Linked DNA regions of Homo sapiens: regions 2 and 3 are each linked to region 1. The links are chromatin loops, found by intact Hi-C in ENCODE. Cell type or tissue: PC-3. All regions are shown on one strand.

What was found. Hi-C counts contacts between places; a loop is a spot of excess contacts. Peaks named below come from ENCODE experiments on the same cell type or tissue, not always from the same donor. Only the 100,000 strongest peaks of a DNase experiment are listed, where the experiment ranks them.
Region 2: a loop joins it to region 1, with 4 times the contacts of the local background. A loop is called at or near these places in 15 of 110 quality-filtered maps.
Region 3: it touches region 1 in a loop (4-fold over the local background); 3 of 110 quality-filtered maps call a loop at or near these places.

Annotation. Positions count from the first base shown.
Region 1 is chr17:62,891,934-62,894,433 of GRCh38, reverse strand. No RefSeq gene overlaps it. Among named protein-coding and RNA genes, the nearest start is that of MIR633, 51 kb to the left of the region's middle. In PC-3, no CTCF peak of the experiment used is centred here; a DNase peak (open chromatin) is centred at 1,313; H3K27ac peaks cover 1,929 bases.
Region 2 is chr17:62,955,499-62,957,998 of GRCh38, reverse strand. No RefSeq gene overlaps it. Among named protein-coding and RNA genes, the nearest start is that of TANC2, 9.5 kb to the left of the region's middle. In PC-3, no CTCF peak of the experiment used is centred here; no DNase peak of the experiment used is centred here; H3K27ac peaks cover 1,147 bases.
Region 3 is chr17:62,778,915-62,781,414 of GRCh38, reverse strand. The region is part of intron 3 of MARCHF10 (membrane associated ring-CH-type finger 10); the gene reads left to right. Among named protein-coding and RNA genes, the nearest start is that of MARCHF10, 28 kb to the left of the region's middle. In PC-3, CTCF peaks have their summits at 779 and 981; DNase peaks (open chromatin) are centred at 914, 1,874 and 2,224; H3K4me3 peaks cover 1,000 bases; H3K27ac peaks cover 2,132 bases.

The DNA of each region.
Region 1 (2,500 bases):
TCATGGGCTTCCCAGACAAGTGAACCCCTCCAAAAAGATGGGTGGTGGGGGGTGGTGGGCGGCAGTTGCTTAAGTTAATTCATTTGTAATTGGAAGCTTTATAAAGTGGTTGATAAGGCTGACATTCCAGAAAAAAAGGACCTTGTTTACCCTGTGGCTTCATATTTCCCCAGCACATATACCCTAGGAAAATATGAGGCTGGATTTAGAATCACGACCTCACATCTTTATTTCAGAGATGCTTTAATTGCACCTTTGACTATTCTTCATATCAGCATAGATTCTGAATACTTTTGGTCTAAATTTCCCTGGCCCCTCCCCAACCTGAGCCTCCCCAGCTACCTGCTCCTCCACTGTTCCCTGTGGTACCTAAAGGTCTGCTCCCATCCTCCTTGGGTCCCCTGCTCTCCACTTGACGTGGCTCTGTGCTCAGGCACCCTTCTTCCCCGCCTCCCCCATCCCTACCTTGGAAAGTAAAACCCATGAGATGTTAGCCACTGAGGAGAGAAGCTTGGAACAGATTTCTGGGGTCAAACCAGAGAGGACTATACCAAGGTGGCATGCCATTGCCAGAGTGGACTGGGAAGACTCCCTGCTGTTGAAGCAGTGAGTTTGGCTTTTAGGAACAGAGGGCAAAGGCAGGGTCCCAAGCCTAACACAACAACCACAGAATACTCCTCTCTTATTAAGAAACTATGTGCCGGGCGCAGTGGCTCACACTTGTAATCCTAGTAGCATTTTGGGAGACCAAGGCGGGTGGATCACCTGAGGTCAGGAGTTCGAGACCAGCCTGAGCAACATGGTGAAAACCTGTCTCTATTATAAATACAAAAAAAATTAGCTGGGCATGGTGGTGGGCACCTGTAATCCCAGCTACTCGGGAGGCTGAGGCTGGAGAATCGCTTGAACCTGGGAGGCGAAGGTTGCAGTGAGCCAAGATTGTACCATTGCACTCCAACCTGGGCAACAGGAACGAAACTGCATCTAAAAAAAAAAAAAAAAGAAAGAGAAAAGAAAAAGACACTATGGTACGTGTAGCACTAACATGCTCCCTAAGCACACAAAAGAAGTAGCAGACAGGCCCTACTTTCCAGGCAATTTTAATTTAGCCAAAGGATAAAGTAAAAATGTAGAGAACCGTCACAAGGTAAAATAGAACCGAGTGCCTGGCAGAGCAGGAAAAAGGGTATGAGTAATCAGCAGATGAGGTAGAAGGGCTGAGTGAGGTGAGTTAGCAGGAGAGGGACTCTCGGAGGAAATGAATCTTGAGCCAGGCCCTGAAGGAAGTCATTGACAAATGTAAACTCTCCAGCGGGCCACAGAGGAAGAGGCTGGGCTGTCTGCAGGAGTTGTGTAACTCACATATGCTCTGACCTGTTTGTCTGTGAAGACTCAGACCAGCTCTGAAGCTATTTAGCCTTGATCTCTAAGTCTACACAAAACCACTGTCTTGGTTAAAGAAATGTAGTATGTTTGGCACAAGGCACACCCTATAGATGATGTCATGTCTATAGATCAAAGCCAGGCTAATGTCACCAGGCAAGGGAAGAAGACTTGGAAAACACAGTCTGTATTATGCTTTTTCTTTTTTTAGCCTTCTGTTTCCAAGGTTAGTTTTTAGGGTGAAGATTTTCATCTTGATTACAGCTCTTGGTAAATGAAGGTCATTTTTAAAGTCTGATTCCTGGAAGTGAAATGTAGAATTTATGGAAACACAAATTCTTGATATGTTAATTGTGCTAATTGAAATAGAGGGCCTCTTTAAAACAACAACAACAAAAAAGAAAACAACACAAAAATCTTTTTGCCTTAGGAGCAGAAAGTGAATGAGAGACATAATAATGGAGTTTGCAGATTGTTCTTTCCTTGCAAGAGACATCAGCTGAAACACAGTCTTTAGCCATAATGAAAACACATTTTTAAGTTCCTTGCTTATTCTGGCAAGATAAAAACAAGTTGTCATGAAACCACTTCTGTCAAGACTAGAAGCTTTGGCCTTATCGCCATTGTTAAAGGCAATCCAAGAAATACTATTTAAGGCTAATTTTGTTGCCCTTTTGAAGAGACTTTTGAAATCATAAAAAAAGAGTCCAGACAATAAGCTGGATAGGAAGGACAAGTTCCTCCTTGGCAGCCAGTGTCGAATTACACTGTCCCCTGTCTGTGGATAAAACAGAATTGTGCTCTTCAGACTGCCAACCCCTTACTTGACAACCACTACAAAAAGTTAACAATAAATGAAACTGACAGCCCACTTCACCAGATTGGGAGTACATCTGAACTTCTACGGCAAGACAGCTGGACTTGAGTTCATTTCCCTGGAGGCTGGGCTACAGCAATACCTAATGAAAACAATGATGGACATATATTTATTTCCAAGGCATTTGTAGCCTGCACCCTGGTTCCAGTCTTATCGCAGAAGCTGGATCAATTTTCACATCTTTTCACTAAATGGATGGGATGTGAAATTACTCCTATTGACAATAAGCATTCTCAAGGG
Region 2 (2,500 bases), 64 kb before region 1:
GGCGTGTGCCTGTAATCCCAGCTACTGGGGAGGCTGAGGCACGAGAATTGCTTGAACCCGGGAGACGGAGGTTGCAGTGAACCGAGATTGTAACACTGCGCTCCAGCCTGGGCAACAGAGAGCGACTCTGTCTCAAAAAAAAAAGGAAAATAAAAATTAAAAAATATATATAGAGAAGAGGTGGGGGGAAGAAAAGATAAGAGGAAATGAAGGTGTAGATTGGGCCTTATCCCACTCAGCTGAAGCCCAGTGAGCTTCACATTGACTACATTGAGTCAATCCAGCCCGACACGCACCCTAAAAGGAACAAAGGGGAGTAAAGAATCAGAATTCAGGCTGGGCGTGGTGGCTCATGCCCATAACCCTAGCACTTTGGGAGGCCAAGGCAGGTGGATCACGAGGTCAGGAGTTCGAGACCAACCTTGCCAACATGGTGAAACCCCGTCTCTACTAAAAATACAAAAATTAGCTGGGCGTGGTGGCATGCACTTGTAGTCCTGGCTACTCAGGAGGCTGAGGCAGGAGAATCACTTGAACCTGGGAGGTGGAGGTTGCAGTGAGCTGACAGCGCACCACTGCACTCCAGCCTGGCAACGACAGAGTGAGACTCTGTCTAAAAAAAAAAAAAAAAAAATCAGAATTCAATAGAGGAAAAGGGAAACGGGTATTTTAACATATTGTTACCAACCTAGTAATTGTAATGAAACTTCATTTCATTACCGACTTGGAACTTGGCTATCTGAAAATCTGATCTATCAGGAGCACAGCAAAGAACCAAGGGAATAAAGGAGATGGAAAAAGGCCTCTGGAAAAACGGAGACCACTATGTTCATGCCCTGAAGATCATGCCCATTACTCCTAGACATTCATCAAAGCCCCTTCTCAGGGCCTATTAATTTTTACTTGGATTTGATTTTAGAAAAGCTGGGAATCTGATTTTCAAACCCATAGAAAAGTAAAAGCAATAAACTGGAAGGAGGAAAAACTATCACTGCAGTCATGCAGACAGCAGTGAGAAGAGAAAGCTGGAAAGCTGGATGTCTTTTTTTTTTGAGGTGGAGTCTTTCTCTGTTGCCCAGGCTGGAGTGCAGTGGCGCTATGTCGGCTCACTGCAACCTCCACTTCCCTGGTTCAAGAAATTCTTTTTTCTTTTTTTGAGATGGAGTCTCCCTCTGTCGCCCAGGCTGCAGTGCAGTGGCGTGATCTTGACTCACTGCAACCTCCACCTCTCAGGTTCAAGTGAGTCTCCAGCCTCAGTCTCCCGAGTAGCTGGGATTACAGGCACCCGCCTCCATGCCCAGCTAATTTTTTGTAGTTTTAGTAGAGATGGGGTTTCACCATGTTGGCCAGGCTGGTCTCGAACTCCTGACCTCGCGATTCACCCGCCTCAGCCTCCCAAATTGCTGGGATTACAGGCATGAGCCAAAAACACCTGGCCCTCAAGCAATTCTTGTGCTTCAACCTCCCAAGTAGCCACCACCATGCCCAGCTAATTTTTTTGTATTTTTAGTAGAGATGGTGTTTCACCATGTTAGCCAGGCTGGTCTCAAACTTCTTGCCTCAAGTGATCCGCCCGCTTTGGCCTCCCAAAGTGCTGGGATTACAGGCATGAACCATGACACCCAGCTGAAAGCTAGATGTCTTTAAGCAAGGTGTAGATGAAAAAAAAGTATAAATATTAACTTAATGATCAAAAAGCACAGTAATTTAGTTCCTTCAGCGTAGGGGAAAACAGCCCTACATACCTCCATAAGCCTTGGGGAAGAAACTTTTAAAACTGATGTCTGTATTAACTGTGAGTAAACAAGAAGGTTAAATTACATTCATATAAAGACACTTCCTGAGTTAGGCAACACTCAACTTTATGTAAATAGTTCCATAAGGCACATAATAAAATTTTAAGATGTGGGAGGTTTCATATCACATTAAGAAATGCAAAGAAGTCAAGTGTACAAATGAACACCACAAAGTAGGTACATAAGGCCAGAAGTTGCAGATATAAGGAGATAATGGCCCTCCATGGGCAATCTTGCAGAGCTTCTGTTCCCACGCAGATTCTCACTGCATCGGCTTGTGTTATGACACTGCTATTTGTGTATTTCCCATTTTATTACCTTCTAATTGTATTCGTCAGGGTTCTCTAAAGGGACTAATAGGATAGATGTATATATGAAGGGGAGTTTATTAGGGGAATTGACTCACAGGATCACAAAATGAAATCCCACAATAGGCCATCTGCAAGCAGAGGAGCAAGGAAGCCAGTCTGAGTCCCAAAACCTCTAAAGGAGGGAAGCCGACAGTGCAGCCTTCAGTCTGTGGCGGGAGGTCCAAAAGCCCCTGGCAAATCACTGGTGTAAGCCCAAGACTCCAAAAACTGAAGAACTTGGAATCTGATGTTCAAGGGCAGGAAGCATCCAGCACGGGAGAAAGATGAAGACCAGAAGACTCAGCAAGTCTGCTCTTTCCAATTTCTTCTGCCTGCTTTATTCTAGCCATGCTG
Region 3 (2,500 bases), 110 kb after region 1:
TTCAGTTTCCCATCAAGGAGATACTTATTATGCATATCTCGTGGGATCATTGTGAAAACGAAGGAGACTTCTAAGTGGCACACTGACATTACAGTACATTATAAACTGCCTTGGTGTCCAAATATACTTGCAAGTGATGCTCCAACAGGTATTGGTGGAGGAGAAGGTTCTGAGGCTTCTAGAATCCCTCAGCCCAGTCCCAGGCCACATTTTTAAAAGCCAACCTAATATGGCAACTTAATTTTAGAGCCTTTTCAGAGTTACGTACAACCCTGTGAACTGTTTCATCAGATTGGAATTTAACAGGGAAATAAATAGTGGCTCTGCATAACCCACTAGAAAGTGGGTAATTTAGTAGACTAAAAAGCAAAGAGGCTTCTGGATATACGGAGAAAGCAACGCCCCTCCTTCCCAGGCACCGGCGAGACCGCTGCTGGCCCAGAGGAGCTTGCTGTGATTGACAGAGGCACGGAAGGAATTTTGTCCCCACGAACCTTCACAGAGAGGGGACAGGAGCCCCGATTTCCCCATAGAAGATGATGAAAATGATTAATTGGCGCAGGACATGGTAAGCCGCAAGCTTCTAGAAAGCAACACATCACGGGCCCTTCTCATCTTTCCAAGATCCTGTATCCTCACTGGAAAGGACGTCGTTCCAAATGCACAAGCCTCAAGGACTGAGAACACGTTCTCACTGCATTTACTTCATGGGGAAGAAAGGTAGAGATCACTGTCAGTTTTTTAAGTGCACCATTTGCTCTGCTAATAAAAATAAGATTCTAGTCCTTTCACTGGTGGCAACCGAGTGCTAAATATTTAGATTCCAGGTCACCAGGACTCAAGGTTACATCGGAAGGAGGCGTAGGCAGTGAACCTGATACCGAGAAGCAGCTGGCAGTGCCCCAGGCCTGGCCCAGTGTGCTGTTCACATCAATGAAGTCACTTGACTGTACCAGCAAGCAAGGTGCGCCTCCAGAGGAAGGCTGTTACCCAACGTAAACACTGTAATTGTTTTGTTCATAAGAATCCACACGAATTTTAGAGATTAACATAAAAAATAAAGTCTTTTCAAGTAGCCTGCAATGGCTTAAAAAGTCAGAATGTCCAGCCATGCATGAGAGCAGCAAAGGTCTAAAACTGTGCCTTTCAATACAGTGGCCACTAGGCACATGTGGCCATTAAACTTTAAGTTTAAATTAATTAAAATTAAATGTACTGTGTAGATCCCTAGTGGCACTAGCCACATGTTACACACTCAAGAGCACGTCTGGTCAGTGGCTGCCATATTATTTTTTGTTTTTTGGTTTGTTTTTTTTTTTAGACCGAGTCTCGCTCTGTCACCCAGGCTGGAGTGCAACGGTGAGATCTCAGCTCACTGCCACCTCCACCTCCCAGGTTCAAGCAATTCTCCTGCCTCAGCCTCCCGCATAGCTGGGATTACTGGCACCCGCCACCACGCCCAGCTAGTTTTTGTATTTTTAGTAGAGACAGGGTCTTGCCATGTTGGCCAGGCTGGTTTCAAACTACTGACCTCAGGTGATCCACCCGCCTCGGCCTCCCAAAGTGCTGGGATTACGGGTGTGAGCCACTGCACTCAGCCATCCGGCTGCCATATTGGACCATGCAGATCTAGGACACTTCTGTCACTGCAGAAAGTTCTGTGGCACAGCACAGCTCCAGATTATAGTCAAGCTCAAAAACAAAACAAGACCCCATGAGCCAGGGAAGGGTTTTGTTTCCCAGAATCCAGCCCTGCATAATCCATAGCACAATGCTTTGCATACTGCGGCTCCTAGCAAATATTAGCTCTCGGGTGACTCAGCTGTCCGTGGAGGCTGGCTCGATTTGCATTTTGTGTTTTTCTATGACCTGGGTATATCTGCATGACTCCTTTCATTCCCTATTGATTCATCCTATCGTGTCCGTGAAACCTTCAGCTTCTCCACTTTCAAACGGCTCTTGGGGAGACATCCTCCCATTAATCTGTCAATGTCAACCCACTGACACCCTTTACAGTGTCATGAAAGCAGCCACGGCTTAGGATGTGGCATATGTGTTCCATGAATCATGCTTTTAATTTTCTCTAATTTCTGCTTGCCCATTCTCAGATTCCTTGTGGGTCGGGCCTCTTCTTTCTGGCCCTAGGCCTGTGTGCTGATGAGGCAGGTCGCGCATGCACACGCTGGTTCTAGCTGCCAGGGGGCCCCACCCTGGGAGGCTGTGAGTCACCCTTAACACCTGGCGTGGTGTTCTTCACAGCCGCCCTCTTGACTCTAGCTCAGATTCTGCGCCCTCGAGGTGCACTGGGTAAGAACGCAGCTCTGCACGCAGCATCTGGAGCCTGAAACGCACGTCATGGAGAGAGAATGTGCAGCCCACGGTTTGACAAGTGCAGATCTGTGGGAATTTTCCTTTGAGTTTGTTTTCCATTTTAGCCGTTGCTCTGTTCACCGTGGCAGGTCCCACAAGCCCCTCAGGCTCATGGTGCTGAATACATCAT